Linked DNA regions of Mus musculus: region 2 is linked to region 1. The links are chromatin loops, found by intact Hi-C in ENCODE. Cell type or tissue: heart. All regions are shown on one strand. Each heading gives the region's core, and the rest is flanking DNA. Links, peaks and the distances in the headings are about the cores only.

What was found. A loop is a pair of places that touch in the nucleus more often than their neighbours do. Peaks named below come from ENCODE experiments on the same cell type or tissue, not always from the same donor. Only the 100,000 strongest peaks of a DNase experiment are listed, where the experiment ranks them.
Region 2: a loop joins it to region 1, with 2.4 times the contacts of the local background. A loop is called at or near these places in 4 of 42 quality-filtered maps.

Annotation. Positions count from the first base shown.
Region 1 is chr13:106,713,163-106,718,549 of GRCm38, forward strand. It overlaps Gm45940 (a long non-coding RNA gene), which reads right to left. Exons shown (of 3, transcript XR_873901.1): 2 at 3,506-3,600. Among named protein-coding and RNA genes, the nearest start is that of Gm45940, 6.2 kb to the right of the region's middle. In heart, for the core only: a CTCF peak has its summit at 2,851 (motif pointing left); no DNase peak of the experiment used is centred there.
Region 2 is chr13:106,892,492-106,897,878 of GRCm38, forward strand. It overlaps Ipo11 (importin 11), which reads right to left. Exons shown (of 30, transcript NM_029665.4): 8 at 4,725-4,773; 9 at 3,314-3,384; 10 at 1-124. Among named protein-coding and RNA genes, the nearest start is that of Ipo11, 42 kb to the right of the region's middle. In heart, for the core only: a CTCF peak has its summit at 2,006 (motif pointing left); no DNase peak of the experiment used is centred there; H3K27ac peaks cover 647 bases.

The sequences.
Region 1 (5,387 bases), core at 388-5,387:
ATGCCTGCTTGCTTACTAGCATCTCTGAAACGTTATCGCTCCCTCCTAATAGAACATAGGCCAGCTCGAGGCTTGTACCACCTTTCACGTGCTCCCATGCTTATGTACAAGATGTATTGAAAGTCTTGTTTTTCTCCTACTAATCTGACTTTCATCACTCTCCATCACAGGGCTCCAGCCAATTAAACCAAGAATGAAGGTTTCCGCCCCTCCTGGGAGGTCCTCTAAGGTTGCTCTCTGGCTTCAGCAAGCACTGGAAAGCCAGATCTGAGCGTGGCTGTTGCCTTAAACCCCAAGGTGGGCAGCCTTTGCAGTGGACAACAGGGGGAGCCTGTCTTCTGCTCTTTCCTCTGGCTGTTTCCTCTCTGCTAGTGGCTCAGTTCTACCGGACAAGGACCTCCAAGGGAGCCACCATGTACAGACTATAGGGACTGCCAGGCCCCTGACTTCTGACTGGGAAGCTGGGTGAATCACTTTCCCAGCACGGCTTCTGGAAGCAGCAGCCGGTCAACTTCCTGAATGTTCCCAGTGAGGTTTTTGCACGCTTTCAATGCTGAGCTTTTTGAAACAGAATGCATCAAATCTTCCCTCAGCAGCTGCTCACCTGCTCGAAGCTTTACTTTGCTCATCTGAAGATAAAGGACAAAGATAGCCACTTGTGAAACTTGGGAGTCCCAGAAGTGAGGTCACCTCCCTTGTTATTATCAAAGGAGACAAAGTGACTTGGTCAGCACTGAGAAGCACCAACCATCCCCATTGGCCTCTCCCTTGTTGCCTGTGGTTCAGCCACATCAGCTCTCTTACACAGTGGAAGCCAGACAGCTGGGCTCTTAGTAACCAAGCACATAGCCCCGAAGGTACCCTTTTCATGGGAAAGACAAGAATTCTGGCAACTCTGAGAATTTGGGTGCCCATTCTCCAAACCAATGGTTTTTTTACCCTGGCCACTTCTTGGGATCATGGGGGAGGTTGTGAAAAGGACTACAGTGTTATTCATCTGTGGTGAGGCCAGTTGGCTTCAAGGGTCTATGGTGTGATGTATTTAGATGGCAGTTTAGAGTTTCCACACATAATCCAAATGTGCTAAGGCTGAGAGCCACTGGCTTCCAGACGAATAGCAAGTGGGTCACCCCAGGGAAGACTTTGACTACGTCTTGCCTCCTGCCAGACCCTGACTTATGTTGGCTTCCTTGAGGTGGTCATCAACTCTAGTCAGCAGTCAGCAGAAAAAAGAAAAAAAAAATGTGCTCTATTCACAATCCGCAGTTTGCACTTTAAACTCAGTCCAGGAGCAGGCAAGATTGCTCAGTGGGGAAAGGTCCCCATACCTGATGCACTGAGTTCCATTTCAAGGTCCACTTGGTGGAATGGGAGACCCAACTCCACAAAATTGTCCTCTGGTCTCCACATGCACCCCATGGCCTGTGCAAGGGCACACACACAAAATAACTTGTCATTTTAAAAATCCAGTCCAAATTTGCAAAACACATGAAACTGAAGAAGAACGAAGACCAAAGTGTGGACACTTTGCCCCTTCTTAGAATTGAAAACAATCACCCATGGAAGGAGTTACAGAGACAAAGTTTGGAGATGAGACAAAAGGATGGTCCATCTAGAGACTGCCATATCCAGGGATCCATCCCATAATTAGCCTCCAAACGCTGACACCATTGCATACACTAGCAAGATTTTGCTGCAAGGACCCAGATATAGCTGTCTCTTGTGAGACTATGCCGGGGGCTAGCAAACACAGAAGTGGATGATCACAGTCAGCTATTGGATGGATCACAGGGCCCCCAATGGAGGAGCTAGAGAAAGTACCCAAGGAGCTAAAGAGATCTGCAACCCTGTAGGTGCAACATTATGAACTAACAAGTACCCCGGAGCTCTTGACTCTAGCTGCATATGTATCAAAAAATGGCCTAGTCGGCCATCACTGGAAAGAGAGGCCCACTGGACAGGCAAACTTTATATGCCCCAGTACAGGGGAACACCAGGGCCAAAAAATGGAATGGGTGGGTAGGGGAGTGGGGGGGGGGGGGACTTTTGGGATAGCATTGGAAATGTAATTGAGGAAAATACATAATAAAAAAAATCTAGTCCAACCCCGCCCCCCGCCAATTTATCTGATTGTATTAATTAATTAATTAATTAATTAAATCCCAGCCCTCAAAACGCAGAGGCAGGTGGATCTCTATGAGATCGAGGCCATCCTGGTCTACGTAGCTAGTTCTAGACCAGTCCAACCAGAAATATATAATGAGTGAGAGTGAGGAGAGAGAGAGGAAGGGGGAGGGACAGGGTAATGGGAAGGGAGAGGGAGAGCACACAGCCTCTGCACTGTTAAAAGCGGACTGAATTTGGGCCTGGCATTTGGTCATTTGTGGTCCCCGACCCCCCATAACCCCACCCACCCACCCCCACCCCCGTCTATACTGTTTTTAGTGGGCATTACCATCACTGACTCCCAACTGTCCACAACAATCAGTCAAAGCCTTACACATCCAGGCAAAGCATGGAGCATTCTTCACATTCCTTTCTCCTTGGGAGAAATCGAAATTGCTTGTGAAATGGTGAATTGCTCCCTTTTTATTTCCCAAACTTAGGTACAGAGGTACGGGAGTTGGGTGGGGTGAACAAGGGCTAAGCAGAGCCCTTTTCCTTAGGGAAGATTTTCAGACTGCACATTGTATAGTTTGCCTATCAGAGCTCTGAGGAGCACTCATATCTGAGCAAGAATCGAGAACACTACAGCAGGAAGAATGTGTAGGCTCCCTGTAGGGAGACCACCCAAAGGAAAAGAACAAGTGGCTTCAACTCTTTGTGTGTGCTGCCACCTTCTGGTAAGGGCAGGTATTTCATCACACACATACAGCCTGTGTCACCCACCCATTTTACAGATAATAATACTGAGATGCAAGTCTGCATCCACCAAGGTCAAGCTGAGATCTGTAACTTCCAAGTTTCATGATTTTTTCCCATGCCATAGACATGTCTAAAATGATTCCTTTCTTGTTTGATTTGGATTAGTTTTGCTTATTTTTCTCTTGAGACAGGCTTTCATGTAGCCCAGGCTGGCCATGAGTCTCTTGCTTCCACTGCCCACATACTAGGGTAATAGAAGCTTCCCATCGCTCCCAGCTTTGATCTTATTTCTCTAGGGCATACATGTCATTCTAAACCCGAGTGTCTGCACAGAGATTGGTGTGTAAGGCTGGCACAGCACACTTGACCAGTTTCTAGGGTCTTATGAGTTCTTGGAGCAGATGACAATGTAGATAATCCAATTGAACTTTAACAGACTTTCTCCCTACCAAGTGAAAGCTTTGCAGTGTATTTTCTCAGACACAGTAGAGACTTCTTTTTTCAAGCCCCACCTCAAATCTCTTACCCCTGTACTCCGATCACCTCTGGCCACCTCTGATAGCTCCTAGACACCAGGACCATGACTTATGATCAACCAGGCAACACCCGATCACCTAGAAGAGACGAGAAATGCACCTACCTCTGCCCAGCGGGCTCGCATGTGGTAATGAGAGCCCTGTTGGAGCCATCCAGTCTTAGGGAGGATTGAAAGAAGTCAGGGTGAGCCACAAGGACCTACAAGTTCAACAGTGGAACAAAAGTAAATAAAAGACATTATCATACAGGCACCATCATTCCAGGAAACCTCTAACCAAATAAAGTATGAGAGAGGACAGAGCCGGTTCATCCTTGACCCTCCCTATGCCCACGTCCACTGAGCATGAGTTCCTGAGCAGCACATGATGTCTAGGATGGAACCCGGCCATCAGTACTTTGTAAAAGATATCCAGTGTTCCTGGGGCTGGGGAGATAGCTCGTCAATAAAGTCCTTGCCTTGAAGGCATGAGGGCGTGAGTTTGATCCCCTAAACCCACATATAAAGGCTGGGCTTGTTGGGAACTGGTTTGTGCGCCGTATTCAGATGTTGGTTTCTATGCCTAACATCTGGCTGCCTAACATCTGGCTGCCTAACATCTGGACGGTGGCAAAGCCAAGCATCTCCAGTCTCAATGGTAAAAATGATTTTCCAGCACCTCTGATTGGTTAATACAGAGCTGATCTGCCAGTTAGCTGGGCAGAAGAGAATAGGGTGAAATTGTTGATCCCAGCCTGGGCGTCCCAAAGAGACAAGAGAGAGGAGGGGAGGAAGGAAGTGAGGGAAGAAGAGAGAAAGAGGGGGGGAGAAGGGGAAAGGTAGAGAGATGGTGTGTAGATGGGACCAGGAAGATCCAGAGCACACCAGGGCAAGACCATATGGCAACTAATAGAACATGTGGCTGGAGAGTGGGTATCCTAGTTCTGTTAGAATAGCTCCTAACCTGCACAGCTTACTGCTTGCAACTTGATAATAAAAACACCACGTCCCTGGGTCGGGAGCTATGTCATTTATTCAGGAGATAAAACAAGCTAGAGCAGGCATAGATGTTGCAATTGCTTGGAAGCAAAGGGGGCATAAGAGAACCCCAAAGAATTACATCTACAGGGCAGGGTGCCATGCTTGTAATCGCAGAACTGGGGATGAAGATACTAGCAGATTCCGTAGGAAGTATTGTCTACATAGCCCAAGGCCAATGAGAAAGACTGTCTTAATGGTTTGCCCTCCTGGGAAATGGCATCAGAGGTTGTTGTCCCCTTGCCTCTGCATGCATACACGTGTGCATTCTGAACATATGCACACTTGAGAGCGAGCAAGCATTCGGGCACACACACACACACACACACACACACACACACATCAGATATTTTGAATATGCAGCCAGCACTCAGATTGAACCAGAGGCAAGCACAATGGAAGTATTCACTTAAAATCCCCACCCTGCTGCCTGGAGAGGGCATTAGTGGTGAGAGTAGCTAGAGAAAGATGAACAAGACCCAGCGTGACTGTAGGAAAGTGGGCAGCTCTATGGAAATGGGAGAAGGGAACTAGGGGCTGATGTAAGTCTTTTCATGGGAACAGTGTGCTGTGAGTGGTCAATACATCCGGTGAGCAAAAAAAAAAAAAAAAAGATGCACACTTGAGTGTGAGGCCCTGAGTGCGGCAGCCATGAAACCTGGGTTTGAGACTCTTGTAAGCTGACTCAAGAGTCGACTGTGGTCTACTTATTCCCAAGTGAGTCCTGATGATTGTTTTGCTAGAGCATTGGTGGCAACTGCTCTCTGCATTGTTTAGACTTTGGTGAAGCAAGGACATCATGTTCCCATCCTCCTGCTCATGTTTGTGTACCAGCTTGTTAAATCTGGACAAGGAAAGGGCACAGCTCAGCAGCATCACATGGACACACATATCCACATGCACACACATATGGTAAAGCAACTTTTATTAGAATGGCTTACAGGCTACGGTTGGACTAGTCCAGCAATGA
Region 2 (5,387 bases), core at 86-5,085, 180 kb after region 1:
CAATGAATCGCTCAAATGTAACGCCTTCACCAACTTCAGTAAAAACATAGCTTACAGAAAATTCCAGTGACCTCTGAATTAGAGGAGTAAATGAAATGGGGTGTTGATCCAAGAAGTCCAAGAGCTATAAAGAAAAAAACTTGAATGGTATTTTGTACAAAATCTATAGAACTCATTATTGCAATTGTAAGTTTATTAATAAACGTTTAACCAGATGTAAACTTCCTGGGACCTCTAGGCATCACCAGTTCCTCATACACTGCAATCTTCTTGGAAAATCATAGATTTTTCCCAAGCTATACCTCATAAAAAATTTTCTAGTATTCATTTTTCTAAAGACTTATTTATTTTATTTTATGGGTATTTTGCCTGCACGCACATATGCCTGGTGGGACAGGCACCCTGAAATTGTGATTACAGACAGCTGTGAGTTGCCATGCAGGTGCTGGGAATTGAACTTGGATCCCTTAGAGGAGCCCTTAACTGCTAAGCCAGCCTCAGAATTTTCTAGTATTTCTAATGCAGGGACTAAAAAGATCCCATCATAGTTAACTTGGTAACAAGTAAATATGATATAAAATCTATAAATATATTAATATATAAATATTAAATATATGCTAGCTTTTCAAAAAGGAACAATAATGAGAGGAGGTCATTAAAAAACCAAGACTGCCTTTCCTATGAACCATATTTTGATATATCAAATAGCTGCTAAAAGAAATGTCCTATTTACAGAGCACTGTAGCTAAGGAATGCAAAAGAAGCAGAAGAATTAGAATGCTATTACCATGTAAGTTCTGGGGAACAGTGTATCTAGACAGCGGTCACCAGCAGCTGCCCCCAGGGAGGCAAGAAGGCTGCCTGAGATAAGCTGTAAGAGCTTATCCATTAACCCAACCGTGCACGCACACAGCCGGAGGCCGTCCTCCTGAGATGAGGTAGTACCTGACACACAGGAAGTCGCCTTACCATAGACCCTCCTGTCCTGGGACAAATGACTGAACGTGATCAAGTCTCTATCTCACTACAAATGTGTAAGAAATACAGGGAAGAAGAATGTGGAGAAAGAACACGTTAAATAATACAACTGCTTCGGGGGGCTCAGCAAGGAAAGGTGCTGGCTGCCAAACCTACACTAGATCTGCACAGGAGAGAACCAACTTCTGTTAATTGTCTACTGATCTCCACACGTGACCCGTCCCCTACCTCAAATAAATAAATGTAATTTAAAAAACAAACAAGCAAGATGCTTCATGAAAGTAACTGTTATCTCAGCAAGCAAGCAGCAAGGGGGAGAAGTCCTCAGGGCTGGGGTCCGCACTGTGATCCCAGCTCTTGGGAAGCAGAGGCACAAGGGTCAGGGGTTCAAGATCCTCCCTAGACAAACATCAAGTCTGAGGCCATAACAGGCTACGTGGAACTCTGTGTTCTGGGTGGATGGATGGTTTGCTTTGAGATAATCAGCAAAGGTCAGGAGAAGCAGCATGAGCATAAAAGAGCAGAGACAGAAAAGCAAGTCTTACATCTCAGTCGAGGCACAAGCAAGAGTTCAAGGTGAGCCTGGACAACAAGGTGAGTACCATAAGTACCGGGTCAGCCACGAGTAAGACCCTGCCTCAAAAAAAAGGGGGGTGGGGGGCTGACTATGTACTGACAGGTGAGCGGTAACTTTCTGGGAACTCAGAGGACTCAGCTATTCAATCCCATTTAAGTCAATGTTTTAAATGTCCCAATTTTTGAAGCTTTAGAAAAAAATGGGAAATTATGAATATAAATTTTCTAAGTAAAGTTACTGCTGTAAACATGTTCTAAAAAGTAGAATTACAGAGCTAAAAGAAATAAGAAACTCAATAGGCTACTAATAAATGTGGTTTCTAAAACAGACTATGTGGGAAGGCTCAGCAGTTAAGAGCACTGGCTATTTCTTACAAAAGTCCTGACTTCAACTCCCAGCACCCCACATGGTGGCTCACAGCCATCTAAGGGGATCTGATGCCCTCTGCTGGCCTGCAGTTGTACATGCAGCAGAGCACTCATATTAAATAAACATTTTAAAAACTATTTAAAACAGACTGTGTGCATAATACTGGCTCTCTATGTGCGAGACCATCTGATGAGTGTGTACCCAAATCTCTTCAGCAGCCTTCCTACTCTTGATGACCACTGCCTGGGCCTGATACGTCCTTCAGGGTTACACAATGATGACATTACATTACTCCTCTTACATTACCTGCTAGAATCCTTTATAAAAAAGGAAATGCCCCTCAGCAACTCTCTGACAGCCAGCAGGAACTACACTAACAGAAAGGCACGCCAAGTGTCAGTGCCATCCACTGCCCTCCTGACTTAATGTCATCATCCTCTTAGTTTCTCTATGTGAAGAATCTAAATCAGGCTGGGCGTGGAGACACACATTGAATCCCTGCACTTGGGAGGCAGAGGCAAGCGGATCTCTGTGAGGTGAGGCCAACTGGGTCTTCTACATAGTAAGTTCTAGGATTACCAGAGCTACACAGAGACCCTGTCTCAAAATAAATATAAACAGATAAATAAATAAAGTCAGCTTTGTATAGGGCTTTTAAAGGTGAAAGTGATTTGGTTTTGATGGCTGATGCTATCTAGAATGTGAGAAATGAAGACAACTGGCCTTAAAGTCTAACCCTACTACTAAGGCATCAGTAAAAGGAACAAGATACTCTGACCACTTTTAAGTACCCATTTTGTGCATGCAGTCTCTAATCAGGCCTTCCCAAGTGGCACCACACAGTTCTTTTTATTTCTTACTAATTCTCCAAACATCAACTTTCACAAAATATTATAGAAAACTTAGCTCTAGCATTTATATGCATTGCCTAGTACAGTAAAACCATAAATTCTACTCAAAAGGTGTGGTAGTTGTGATGATAATCTGAAGTCACTGTGAATACACGTTGTAATAGTATAGCTGCTGCCAGCTGCGTCTCATCCGCTTCTGGCTGAACTGCTATTTTCCTTTTTCCTGCTTTTCTCTGATAAATCTAAGAATAATGAACTTTAGAAGACTCAATTTTTCTAATACTCATTTTGGGTGATTTCCTTTGCCCAGTGCTGATAACATAACCAAACGCTTGTGAGTGCTAGGATGTAAACTATGACATTGGGTATGTAAATTTAATTACTATACATAGTTTAAAGATACAAAAGCTATTTTCAGTTTTCCACAAACCTAATTTTCCTTTCATTAAAGCAAAAAATATTACAAATATATCTCCTTTCTAATTGTGAGGGTGTATTATACTTGGGTAAACAAACATAACTAAAAGAGAAAGCTTACCACTTTAGTAAAAAGAATGATGGTCTTTTCCAGTCTATCTCGACACACATTATCTGTACCTATACTTCTGCCTATTAAGAATAAAATTTAAGTTTTTAGTAGTCTGTAAATTCACAAAACACATCAAAATTTTATTAAAAATAAGATATTTCACATAAGAAATTCATGGTTGAAATAGCAAGATTTGTTCCTAATAAAACAGAATTGTAATCAAAATTACAATGAACAAAACTAATTCCAAAATTTAAACTTAACATTTTAAATAAAATGGTAACAATTTTAGCAACAAATTATAAGGCATTTTTAAAAACTAAATCAGCTGTATCTGAAGCATTTTCAGTTCAAAGCAGGCAAAGGACAATGTGTTCTTCATAGTTTTGTCACTTTACAATAAACCTGTAAATTTCTAAAAAACTCATCTACTTAATTTTGTATATTCAACACAGCTGTCCGTCAATTCCTTTCCCCTCATTCTGCCTTGACATTTATCTCATTCATCTAACTTCTACTACCCTCTTGGTGATGACCAGAGCAAAGCAACCTGTTTTTAAAAATTAACTACAATACAAGAAAATGCCTAACAACATGTTCCATTAAGTATTTGCTGAACTAAAAACATGTATAAAGTAATCAACAACCTCTACAAATGAGATTTAGATTCAGACAGCAAGTATTTTAATATACTCACTGTGTGTGTGCATGTGCACGTGCATGTGTGCGCTCTGGGAACTCAGCTATTCAATCACATTCAAGTCAGTGTGTGTGTGTGTGTGTGTGTGTGTGTGTGTGTGTGTGTGTGTGCACATCACAATCACATATATGGAAGGGACAGGATAACAAGTCACCAATAAAAGTAGAACCCCAACATATTTCCTTTGTGGGACATAGGATACAAACAATTACATAAGGTATAATTTTGGGAAATTAATATCCGAGTGATATATAACCCATACTAAGAGAGATAATCTATAAAAATCTAAGTAGCACTTAACACATAGTATTTATTTATTCTGTCTTGAAATGATGGTGCCTAGGGTAGCAATATTAAGTAGACAGAAGAATGCGCACACAATGCAGCATTTAGGAAAGGTTTCTCTGGACTCAGGATAAGACAGGGCTCTGCAGGCAAAACTAAGCTTCTGATACAGGCTCAGTAGTTACTTACCAAATCTGACGATACTAATTCTAGTCACATACAGGATCTGCCACCTACCAAGCCCTCACTCAGACTGTTCAAAAGTGATACTGAGACAAATCACTGTACAAGATTTACACCTACAGAGTAGAAACTATTGATAAGTTGGAAGTAATTCACTAATCTATTAGCCCTCATTAATCAGAGCTATTAATTAAAATGGATAAATAGTAATGAATGTAGCTCTACAGTCAAAACTGCAATGGAAACACTTACTGCACTCCAGAAACTGTTTTAGACGTTCAAATATTCCATGTAAAAAACCCTAGAAAAGAACATATTTTAAAATGTCTCTATATGCTGTTATAAGCATAACCTTGTGATTTTCATCAAGGGTACTAAAGCATCTAGCAGACAGGTTTTATAGAAGTATCTGAGAGAGCTAGATGTGGTCATACATGCCTAGAAGCCCACCATGGTAGAAAATGAAGGAGAAGGATCATGAATACACATGCTAACAAGTGCCATAGCTCTAAGTTACACTTCCATCCCTTTCTATTTTGAGATATGGTCTTGCTAAGTTATCCAATCGGGCCTCAAATTTGCAGTCTTCCAGTCAGAACATAACAAGAAATTGATATTACAGGTGTGTATCATGCTGAGCAACAACTCCTTATCATAAACAAATCTACAACAAGAATCTAAGAGCTAACCTCTTCAGTGTGTTTTAGGAGACCCTAAGGCCCAACTCAACACACTACTTCCCTTGATTCTGTGCAGCCAGCAAAACACAATCCCCATAGAACGTGTAAACTCATCATGAAAACCAATTTGTATTTAAGTAGAAATTGCATAGCTATATACTTCTGCACAGAAAAAAAAAATAGATGGCTGTATATCAACAGTAATATATACTACAACTTTGGTAGTCTGAATGAA